2 separate regions of the Mus musculus genome follow, and region 1 is linked to region 2. The links are chromatin contacts, found by POLR2A ChIA-PET in ENCODE. All regions are on one chromosome and are shown on one strand. Each heading gives the region's core, a stretch centred on a gene start or an enhancer-like site at or near the end of the contact. The rest is flanking DNA. Distances are from core to core; before and after follow the strand shown.

Evidence for each region. ChIA-PET counts read pairs that join two places held with the same protein, here RNA polymerase II (POLR2A).
Region 1: POLR2A ChIA-PET joins it to region 2 with 10 read pairs in embryonic stem cell. The contact joins the promoter of Galm here to the promoter of Srsf7 in region 2. POLR2A ChIA-PET finds 5 or more read pairs at or near these places in 3 of 5 experiments (Patski and embryonic stem cell).

The regions. Positions count from the first base shown.
Region 1 is chr17:80,125,453-80,131,925 of GRCm38, forward strand. Galm (galactose mutarotase) reads left to right here and starts at 2,019. Exons shown (of 7, transcript NM_176963.4): 1 at 2,019-2,453. The coding sequence starts at 2,264.
Region 2 is chr17:80,205,797-80,211,598 of GRCm38, forward strand. It overlaps Srsf7 (serine and arginine-rich splicing factor 7), which reads right to left and starts at 1,509. Exons shown (of 8, transcript NM_146083.2): 1 at 1,379-1,509; 2 at 52-232. The coding sequence starts at 1,406. It also overlaps a transcript of Gemin6 not described here.

The sequences.
Region 1 (6,473 bases), core at 769-3,268, 80 kb before region 2:
TTAGAGGAATTCCAGGGGAAGTGACCTCTATCTTAATCTGTTGAGTCCATCTCTCGGGACATTCCAGAACCATTAATGGGGCACGGGGTCTGGAAACTGCTGCTGACCCATTTTCCTTGCCTCGGGCCATGTGGCTTGGGCAGCTTCTGATAGCTCGGCAGTTTCTAACTAGCTGTCTGAAGCCTGGTTTTTGTTTGTTTGTTTGGTTGGTTGGTTGGTTGGTTTGGTTTGGTTTTCTGGTAACTGACTTGCTTGGGCTTGCCTGGACTTTCCCAGCTCTTAGGCATAGTCCTGAACTGCCAATCTGAAGCCTGTCATGGAATCAGCCCAGCCTTCTTAATTTATTTGTAAACTAGTTGGGGATGAGTTTGAATTGGTTGTATTACACACCTCTGCTCTGGTTGAGAAAGAAGCTAAGTAACTCTTCTTACAAAAATATCACCACAGTCTGTACTATTTAACTTAACCCCCAGGATTTATCCAAAAAGCAAAATTAAATAGCTGGTAGTATTTAACAATGGTTCATTCCTCCATTGCTGCTTTGATGTTGACCTCCTTGCAGACAGTGATCATGAACACTGCTGTCGATTAAGGCTCTGCATGTAGAATAATGATGTGAGGTTAAGAAAATGGACTGTTTGGTTAAAAAAGGAGCAAGGTTTGCAGCTCACACAAGGTAGTCTTGTTTACCATTCTAAATACTTCAAAGCCACAGGGAAAGAAAATCAAGACCCGTACCCTGTACATCTTAGGGAAATATGGTACACTTCATGCGCCAAGTTAAGCAATAGGAACGTCTCTGGTTACACTTGGTGCTAGCCACCCAAGGTGTCTTTCTTCCCTTGGCAGCATGAGCTTGGCAGAACACTGAGAACTGGAGGCTGAGAAATAAAAACTGTGGTCTTCCCACTCACAGAAGAGGGTTCTCAGGCATCGTTGCTAGCACAGTGTTGTTGAAAGGGCCTGTGTATAAGTCAGGCACACACGGTAAGTGGGCTGAGGAGACTTGCAGAGTCTGTAAGAGTGTGTGATGAGCAGTGTACAAGAGTGCCTTTGGGTTATTGTGTGAGGGGACGCACAGTCTGTAATTTGACTTGTTTGGGTCTTTTTGATATTAGATATTGTACTTTAATAAAGCCTGCTGCAAGCTCTTTTTCTTTCCTATCAGAGTTTCCCGAATTTCGAGAGGGATAATTGAGGCTTTGTAGCATGAATGCTTAAGATTCCTTCATATTTCACAGTCAGAAACGAGTGAGACAGTTGTTTATTGGCATTTGATTACAGGAACATGAGCTCAGTTCTCCTGTTTTTCTAACCACAGATGCGTTTCCACCCTCACCGTGTCTAAATCAAGACCAGAAATACAGATAGACTGAGTTATACACGTCTTTAGGCTCCCAGACCTCTTCTTCCTAGAGCCAGAATCCATCTAGAGCTGTAGATTAAGCAATGAAAGACTGAGGTATTTTAATCTCATGATCTTACTGAGGATCCTAATAACACTTTCCTAATCCTAGGCCAACAAAGGAGAAACGTCAGACTTAGCCATCAAACCTTCAGTTTCTTTAAATCTAGTCCCAGATAATCCACACCAGAATGGCCCAAGAGATGATGAAAAGTAGGTAAAGGAGCGGGCCTCCAAGCCTGCCCACCAGATGTGTTTCTTCAGAGCCCATTAGGGACAAGAGAGAACCTTTTCAGAAAGGAGGAAAGGAGAGAAAGAGAGAGAGAGAGAGAGAGAGAGAGAGAGAGAGAGAGAGAGAGAGAGGAGAGAGAGAGAGAGAGAGAGAGAGAGAGAGAGAGAGAGAGAGAGAGAGAGAGAGAGAGAGAGAGAGAGAGAGAGAGAGAGAGAAGAGGAGAGGAGAGAGAGAGACTTTTTTTGACCCCCTAAAGATGCCTTACGCGCGCGCACCTGCGCAAAATAAAGTTGGTTCGTTTTAAACTACATGCCCCAAGATGCAATTGCAATTTTCTTAAAGACTACTATTCCCGACATGCACTGCAGTCAGGGTTAGAGAAGGAAAAGACCAGCAAACTCAACTGGAAAGTTTGCTTCTCAGTTACCTCGGATAAAGGAAAAATTTTAAAAAGGCATCGGAGCATTTTCCCCGACCCCAGGAGTGGTCAACTGTTTAAATCCAGGCAATAAAGGGGAGGAGTTAGTCTGAGTTCCTCCCCTTCTCCCGGGAACTTTATCTTTCCAAACGTGATCCAGGCTAGAGTTTGAACAGCAAGGAGAAGCTGCACACCCTGAACTTTCCCAATGGTTTCGGTGACCAGAACCGTGTTTGGAGAGCTGCCCTCGGGGGGAGGGACAGTGGAGAAATTCCAGCTTCGGTCAGACCAGCTGAGTGTGGACATCATCTCATGGGGCTGCACGATCACTGCTCTGCAGGTCAAAGACAGGCAGGGGAAAGCCTCAGACGTGGTGCTTGGCTTTGCGGAATTGGAAGGTGGGTCGCGTCCTGCCCAGGACTGCTAAACGGTTTGGCCTGTCAAACAGGCCCGCACACACTCCTGATCCTGTGTACACTGGGTTCTTCCAGTCACTCACGGGACCTGACTGAGGTCCCCAAGCTTGGAGCAGTCTTACTTGGAAGCGCGTGAACGGGCTCATGTAAGCCACTTAACAGGATTTTGAGGTTGGAAAAAAAAACCGGATCTAATCCAAATAGCTGTAGGACTTGGCCCCCCTTAGTCAGACTTTGTCACTGTTCACGAGGAAGTCAGCTGAGAAAGACCAACTCCCTGGAATGAGCTTAGAACTGTGGGGCACAGGGCGGTTTGCATGTATTCCTCGCTTGTGGTTTTCTGAGGAATGAAAATCAAAGACGGACGGGCGCCTGCTACTATCTCCCTTCTTTCTCTTGTCAAATCTTCTCTGAGGGCTCCTTGAGCAGAAATGCTTTAGAATTTAGGACTGATGTAAACCCATCAGATTGCTTGGCTGTTGTGGTCAATGTAGGTAGGGCACAATGTCCTTCATCTGCTCAGAAACATGTTCTCAATGAAAGGGGTAGAAATAAGGCCTCCTAAGACGTGGACATAGTCATCAGGATCAGCTGCGCAATTCGCAGCATGTCTTTTTGTTTTTGTTTGTCTGTTTTGTTTGTGTTTGTGGGGTTTTTTTGTTTTGTTTTGTTTTGTTTTGTTTTAAATGGACAGGGCCTCGTTCTGCCTAAGCTGTCCTGGAGCAAGAGCCAGCCGTTTCATCTTGATCCACGCATAGGTTTTATCTTAATTTATGCATTTACAGCTCTGTTAATGCAGTGGACTCAACAAGATAGACAAAGGTCATTTTCAACTTGCAGTTTACGGAGGGGGGGGGAGGGCGGGGCGCGGAGCTCAGACTTTAGCTCAATAGTTACATAATTAAATCATTGGATTGCGGTTTGATTTGCAGCAGGAGAAAAAATTATATCTTGCCATTCCTTAGCATTGCACGTAACCAGACAGAAAACAAACCCTGAAGTAAAATGGGCAAATGGAAAGAGAATGAATTCGCTCTGCTCAGTAATGGGTGTAAACAAACTTTGTACCACAAAAGGGGATTTGAGGTTTTCCTTGTGGTTCCTTTTCTACCTAACTGGTTCTTCATATGTTTAACCTGGCTCTTCATTTGGGATCAACAGGAAAACCCTGTCTTATTTACTTTTTTTTTTTTACTTGTCCCTTAGGCAATTAATGTGCCCCCCCCCCATCTTGTCAAAACGCATTATAAGAGGATTGCTGAGTTTTATGTTCTCTTCTTGGCTGGCTGTCTTTATGTCTTTGTTGTCCTGGAGCCTCCACAGCCCTGAAGATTATTATTTTTCCCCCAGCAGAATTTCTTTGGTAACTTAATTGAGAAGGCTGTTTGTTATAAGAGACAGGCTGGTGGGAAGGTGTGGAGACTTGGCTCCTCATTCTATATTCAGACAGGTGATGGAGAAAGTTTTAGAAACTACAGAGTCACTCCTCTATGCTAGGAAAATAGCCCCTTTGTGGGCTGAAATAAAATCGCCAAGAGATTATTTACAGTGGAGTGGAGGGGGAATCTGATATGAGGCCTAGAACTCCAGAACCAGGAAGAGATTAGAGGTAGCAGGTGGGAACCTGCTCTTTTCATCTGTCTCTGCCTCACTGGGCATGCAGAGGGGCACAACCCACCACCCTACAGCGACCAGAGACATACCAACCACCCTCACTCCAGGCCACTTTCAGTTTGGAGGTAAGAGTCCGGGAGACCTGAGCTAAAATCTCAAGATGTCTTTGAAGTCATTATGAAATGTGAGCTGAGGTGACATCCCACCCAGGTAGCACCAGTTTTCCTTACAGGCACGGAAGTAATAATTGTGAAGCTATTCATTGTCGTCCGGGTGCCTGTTGGAGGCTTAGTGAACAGATTATCCTATTCACAAAAACTCTAGACAAAAGGCGCCAACTCTTAGGCCTTTACTAGCGCCCCAGCCGGTCTCTTGTTGAGCTACCTGGTGACTGAGAAGGCTCTGGAGCCTGGAGCCGTGGCTCTCACTCTGTGAGTCTAGACTCCTTTGTGGGTTCCATGTCAGATAACCTATATGTCACATATTTAAATTATGATTAAATGTAGTAGCAAAATTACAGTTATGAAGTAGCAACGGAATAATTTTGTGCTGGGGAGGGGTGGTCACCATAACATGAGAGATTATCTTAAAGGGTCCCAGCCTTAGGAAGGTTGAGCATCGCCAGCCTATGGCTTCACCCAATCAAAGCTTTTAAAATCTTCTTGGTGCTGTGTGAAGACGGACATTTTCATTCCTGTGCTGTGATTTGAATACTGAAAAGCTACTTTAAAAGGCGAGAAAGCACCATTGCATACACTAGCAAGATTTTGTTGAAAGGACCCAGATGTAGCTGTCTCTTGTGAGACTATGCCGGGGCCTAGCAAACACAGAAGTGGATGCTCACAGTCAGCTATTGGATGGATCACAGGGCCCCCAATGGAGGAGCTAGAGAAAGTACCCAAGGAGCTAAAGGGATCTGCAACCCTATAGGTGGAACAACATTATGAACTAACCAGTACCCCGGAGCTCTTGTCTCTAGCTGCATATGTATCAAAAGATGGCCTAGTCGGCCATCACTGGAAAGAGAGGCCCATGGACTTGCAAACTTTTTATGCCCCAGTACAGGGGAACGCCAGGGCCATAAAGGGGGAGTGGGTGGGTAGGGGAGTGGGGGAGGTGGGTATGGGGGACTTTTGGGATAGCATTGGAAATGTAAATGAGGAAAATACCTAATAAAATATTTTTTAAAAAGGCAAGAAAGCTCTTTGCAAAGGAGAAGCTGAAAGGAAAACACCTGTTGAATATTAATTAAGCAGTGCTTTCTGAGATGTTAGCTGTCTTCAAGATCATGGCACAGGAAACCCAGTTCCCCCGGTAAAGTTCTGTTTTGTCACGGGTAGGGGTTGGCACATGTCACAGCAGGAAGTACAGTGTCTCAACTATGAAAGTACGAAATGGTTCCCCACTACTACCTTGGTGGATTTTAGTATGCTTGACCCCATTTTAGATGCCAGGCTTAAAGGCACACACCTTTGAATCCCAGCACTTAGGAAGCAGAGGCAGTCACTTCTCTGTGAGTTGGAGGCCAGCATGGTCTACAAAGCAAGTTCCAGGACAGCTACAACTATTACACAAAGAAACCCTGTCTCAAAAACAAACAAACAAACAAACAAAAAGCCAAACCATTTTAGAGTGAGTCTGGTGGCACCTGATCTATTTTAGCAAGTTCTAGGACAGCCAGGGCTACGTAGTAAGACCCTGATAAGAGAACCATGAAAATAGCTCATGGGATAAAAGTGCTTGCTGCCCAGGCTGACGATCCAAATCTGATTCCAGGACCCACGTGGTGGAAGGAAGGACAGACTCCTGCAAGTTGTCCTCAGACGTGTGGCACCTGAACACATACACGAATAAATAAGTAAATACGTAACTGTGATTTAATCTTTAAAGATTTACATAAACAAATTAAGAAACTAAACTGAAGTGAAAGGACTTAACCTTCTCTCACAAACGCTGGGAGACACAAAGAAGTGCTAATCACTGATAATTCTGTGAACTGTGCCCCTTTTGTGACTGCCAGTCTCCCAGATAGATTTTTATGGAAATTACTTGGATGGCTGCCATGACCAGAGGTCAGAATGGTTTGACTTCTCTCTGGGGCAATGAGATCTTTCTTCTGTAGAATTCTAAAGGGGAAATTATATATGATCATTTAGTTACAGCCTGGAAAAAATTAGTAATGTCTCCTGTGGGTTTTTCCTACCCTTAATATCATCTGTGTGACCCACCAACAGTAATTATGACTTCTTTCAGTAATTATGACGTTTGATAAGACTACTTGCTTATAAGCCACAGGTATAAACAGCCTACCCGTACATACAATCAACAAGACTTCTTCCCATTCATTTCCCCCCAGTTACCACCAAATACCCAGCTATTACTGCCGTG
Region 2 (5,802 bases), core at 259-2,758:
TATCCAGCCCGAGGGAATATTTTAAAGAAATTTGAAAAACAACCCACTTACTTCCCATCCAATCCTCGAACTGCATCCTCTGCATCTCTAGGGTCTTCAAATTCCACAAAGGCGAATCCTGGAGGATTTCTGGCAATCCACACAGTTCTTAAGGGCCCATAGTAACTGAATGCCCTTTCTAACTCTCCTTTACCAGCACCAGTTCCCAGGTTACCAACATATACCTTGGTTTCTGTTTAAAAAATGTAAACAGAACAAATGTTATTCAACGTGTGATAGGGAATTCATTTCTTTAAAACAGACCATCCTTAAAGAGCTGTGCAACGTACACGTTTTGTTTTGGAGACTCTGAGCCAGCTAAGTGATCTACTCGGAGCCACCCTACAACTATGTTAGCTATACATCGCTCAAACGACTCTCAGGCCTCAACCTCCCTGAGGCAGCTAGTGCACCACCAGGTCTGGCTCCCTTTATTTAGAGGTCTTCACCAAGTACTAAATCTTACAGCGTGAAAGACTGGAAAGCCAGACCTGCGACCAAGTTCTGGCGCTCTTATAGGAAGGAAACCCTGGGAGACTGCAGCGGGAGCATGGTAGACTTGAGGCGTGCGGGGTGGAGGTGGGGCCCGGCTCGGGCCCGCCCCGCCCCCCGAGTCCCCGCAGCCTCGGGCACAACAGCGCGCGGGCTCCGGCGGCCCGGCCTGCGGAGAGGTCTACAGCGAGGATCAGGGCCGAGCCAGTTCCCGGCTTCCACAGCAGGCGCAGGCTCACCCGAGTCCCCGCCCCAGAGCCAGAAGCCACGCTCGAAACGGCGAAGGAAAAAAAAAGAGAGAGAAAAAAAGCCGTCGCCGCTTGCAGCGGTCTTCCCCTCGCGCTACTCCTCATGCCGACCAATTGTTGGACGACGCGCAGCTCGCAGCTGCCGGTTTCGTTCCGTCTCCAGCCCAACCCGAATCTTAACGCCCATCATCACTCCCCGGCTCCAGTGGCGGGAAAGCGCTGAGGAAATGCGCCACCACGGTCATCAATGTGCTCAAAATGGCAGCCGCCGCCGCCGCCGAGGGCGGGGGGTGGGGTGGTGGAGGCGGGCGGCAGCGCGGAGAAATGGCCAACGCCACCACGGCGACCCCGCCAGGCTTCGGCCTGTCCAGGAGAGACCAAAAGGCGCCAAGCGCCCGGGCCCTAAGCGGCACACATGCCCTCCAGTCCCGCTCGCCCTCCTCCTCCCCGCCCCCGCGGCCTCGGGCTTCGTACAGCGTGCGCAGGAGCCGCCATTACGCACGCGGAATAACCGTCTCTAACCGCCGCGCCGCCCCTGCGGCCCCGCTCTGCTCGGTCGGCGGGCAGCACCGTCCTCCCCTGGGGCCCTGGCCGCTTACCTCCTCCATACCGCCCGTAGCGTGACATGATGGCCGGCCCGTGTACTCGGCTCTAGCTTGGAATGCTCACAGCGCGAGTAGCACGGAAGCGGCTGCGCAACCTCCTCTGCCTGCAATCCCGGCGGCACTACAAGGAAGAGGCCGGAGTCGCGCTTATATAGGCGGCGGGCGGGGATTCTTTTTTTCTGCGCATGCGTTGTGTCAACGTTCTGCGCGGCACAAAGAAGCTGGGCGGAAACAGCCTAGAGGCGGGGCGGAGGGAACTTAGAGCGAGACTCTGCGAGCGGAGCGGAGGGATACGTTTCCATGGGAACGCCGGGATCTTGCCCATAAACCTGTGGCCTTCCGGCGGTCTCCTGCTCCCTCCCCTCCCCTTCCCCTTTCCTGAACCCTGTGGGTCCTCCTAACCTCTCCCAACCCTTTTACCTCTTCATTTTAATCTAGGAACTGACAGCGACCGTAACCTAAGTACAGGTACACTAGACCGTTCTGTGAAAGTCCGTAAAATTTAACCGCTGCTGTCCCGGTCGCCACCTTTGGGGTACCTGGCCTAGTCTGTGTTCAGTGATCTTTAAGGCTCAACAGAGGTAATTAAACTAAGACCAGTGTGAAAATAACCCTTACTCCACAGTTATGTCTAATGGTTATTGCATCACGGGCCTCAAAAGGGATGACTTCCCCCGGGGAGTCTGCATAATACCTCTCCTTTTTGCACTGAGTCACTAATTTGTTAGTTTGATCTGAGTACTTGGGGGTTTGCTGAAACAAAGGGATAGGGTTGTGGAGAAGGGGTTCTGGCAATGTTAAAGTTGTGGCAAAACTGTAAAAGTTTGCAAGCATACTGAGCCGAGACAATTCTTGCATCTGAAGCACAAATTTATTTTTCCCTTCTAGTGCTTTGGATTTTTTAAAAGTTGTGTGTGAATTTTTACTTAAAACCTTACAGCTCAGCCACTCAATACGTATCAGTCTCCCTGAGTTGCTTAAAATCTGCCTTTGAATTCTGCATTTGCCAAAATTCAACTCTAAAAAGAGAGCTAAGTTCTTTTTTTTTTAAGATTTATTTATTTATTATATGTGAGTACACTGTAGCTGACTTCAGACACTCCAGAAGAGGGAGTCAGATCTCATTACCGGTGGTTGTGAGCCACCATATGGTTGCAGGGATTTGAACTCATCATTTGAACTCAGGGATGACCTTAGGAAGAGCAGTCAGTGTTCTTACCCACTGAGCCATCTCACCAGCCCAAGTTCTTTTTATCAACCAGCAAAAAACAAACAAACCAAAAAAAACAAAAAACAAAAAACAAAAAACATTACATCGTAACTACTTGGAATACTCAAGGGTTGGAAATTTTACACATAAAAGAGGAAGTTCCTAGGTACGTGTATTTCATCTCCGTTTTCATTTGCTGTGTGTGGATTCAGGTGTGGAGTGCTTTCTCTAAAGGAGTCCTTCTTGGTCAATAAAGCATGAGACTCTTTTAAAAAAAAAAAAAAGATTCATTTGTTATTTATACGAGTACACCGTGGCTGTCTTCAGACACACCAGAAGAGGGCATCAGATACCTTATAGATGGTTGTGAGTCACCATGTGGTTGCTGGGAATTGAACTCAGGACCTCTGGAAGAGCAGTCAGTGCTCTTAACTGCTGAGCCATATCTCTAGCCCCTCCCCCCCTTTTTAAAAGCAAAGACTCTTAAGTACTACTAATTTATATGTATGTTGATTTTCAAATATTTAAAATTATAGTGTCTCAACAAAAATCTCTGGCAAGAAAATAGAAACTCTACACAGTGAAGTATATTGTTCTGCCTCAGTCTTACTACACAGTATATTGTTCTGCCTCAATCTTCCTGTGTTTGCTTGCCACAGGAACTTCTGCAGTCCAGGCCTCCCACAGATTCACTATGTATACAACCCAGAGCTTTTTTTCATGCTAGAGAAATATTCTTCTAATCTGCTTCTCTCTGAAAGGCATTGAGCAATAATTATAAACATTTGTATTCTCTCTGAAGGAATAGCAATTCTATAAAGTCTAATTCCACTTTTTTGTTTGTTTGGGATTTTGTTTGTTTGTTTTTCAAGATTGGAGTCTTTCTGAGTAGCCCTAGCTATCTTGGAATTCTCTCGGTACACCAGGCTAGCCTGGAACTCAGAGAGACCCACCTGCCTCTGTCTCTTGAGTGCTGGGATTAAATGTGTATGCCACCATGCCCAGCCTCTAGATTTGAGTTTAAATGAATCTACTTGGGTCAACACATATTCTAACATTTGCTAATATAAGCTATTGAGTGATTATTATTATGCCACAGTTGTTAAATCTTGGCTATTGGGGGCTGGTGAGATGGCTCAGTGGGTAAGAGCACCCGACTGCTCTTCCGAAGGTCAGGAGTTCAAATCCCAGCAACCACATGGTGGCTCACAACCATCCGATCCTGAGATATGACTCCCTCTTCTGGAGTGTCTGAAGACAGCTACAGTGTACTTACATATAATAAATAAATAAATAAATAAATAAATAAATCTAAAAAAAAATCTTGGCTATTACCACATTAAAGTTGGGGGTTATGGCTAAGACAGGAAAATAATTAGAGGCCAGCCTGGGTTACATAGTATTATAGTATTATAATCCTATGATCTGCATAGGAAAAACCCTATCTTTGAATTTAGAACAACAAAAAAAGGAAGGCAGAGTATTCATAATCTTTTTACATCAATTTTTTTGTTTTGTTTGGTTTGGTTTTTTGAGACAGGGTTTCTCTGCGCAGTTCTGGCTATCCTGGAACTCACTCTGTAGACCAGGCTGGTCTTGAACTCAGAAATCCACCTGCCTCTGCCTCCCAAGTGCTGGGATTACAGGCGTGTGCCACCACTGCCCAGCCCAATTTTTAAAATTTATCTTCATTTATTAAATGAAAAGAGTTGAACAGTTGTTTTTTGTTGGTGGTGTTTGTTTATTGAAACAGGATCTTGCTGTAAGCTCTTCCTACATCCATCTTCCAGTGTTCTGAGAAAAAGTTGACTATATATGTAATGGTGGTTTTACCTAGTGCCTGAGGCATGCATGCAGGAGACAAGGAGAAAGTTTACTTTTTCTTTCTGCTTTTTCAAGACAGGGTTTCTCTGTGTAGCCCTGGCTGTCCTGGAACTCACTCTGTAGACCAGGCTGGCCTCGAACTCAGAAATTCACCTGCCTCTGCCTCCCAAGTGCAGGGATTAAAGGCGTGCGCCACCACTGCCCAGTGAAAGCTCACTTTTAAATCTTGTTTTCTTCACTGTTTTAAATTTGTTCTTAAATTATTGTCACCTTTATGTCAGATGAGGAAAATTCTACAATAAGACAATCCATTTAAACGTTTTGTGCATCTGTCTCTCTTCTTTTTAACACAAAGAAATAATCTTGCTGGGTGGTGGAAGCACATGTTTTTAATTCCAGCACTTGGGAAGCAGAGACAGGCAGATATCTATGAGTTAGAGGCCAGTCTGGTTGGTATACGTAGTGAGTTCTAGGACAGCCAATGTCTACAACCCCTCAGGAAAAAAATCTCTAACAGTGATCTTTTAATGTGTATTTGTGTATGATATACTTACACATGTACATATTCCCTGCAGGTTGCTCTAAATGTCCATGCTCAACTACATCCTTTCATTATTTTTCTGTAAACCACGATCATCAGATCTCCCAGAATGCTTTTAGAAATTCTGGAGAGGAAAGGTTTTTGGAATGTATAATTCTGTCATATTATAAAAAATGAAGCTGGGGGTGGTGGCGCACACCTTTAATTCCAGCACTCGGGAGACAGAAGTAGGCGGATTTCTGAGTTCGAGGCCAGCCTGGTCTACAAAGTGAGTTCCAGGACAGCCAGGGCTACACAGAGAAACCCTGTCTTGAAAATCCAAAGAATACACACACACACACACACACACACACACACACACACACACACACACATATATGAATGACCTCATTAGCTGCATGCTACATACACTGCAAACAATACTAAAGTATGAAGGTAGAACGATACGAGAGAGCTCTGAGTGCTTTGCCACCTTTCAACACACAGGGCATGGTAGCACATGCTTGTAATTCCAGCATGTAGCCGGCTGGGTCAGGAGAATCCTGGGTTTGAAGACAGCCCCAGCTGCATAGAAGACTAGGTAGGGGTAGGGTGGGGAAGTAGGAATGTGATAGTAAAACCAGGAAGAAGGAAAATGAATGTAGATGATGGTTAGGAGTTTAAAACCCAGGGAATGCCAGGTTTTCTGAGGAATACCTTGTTACATTAAAAACTTAAAAGTAAGGAATCTTGATGCCCTTAGCCAATCATGTTCTTCCTTCTCCGAAGAATACTGATGAGCAGGGCTGGAGCTGACTGGTGTTCCAACTACACAGAGATTATTTTAGGCTTGGGATTCGATAA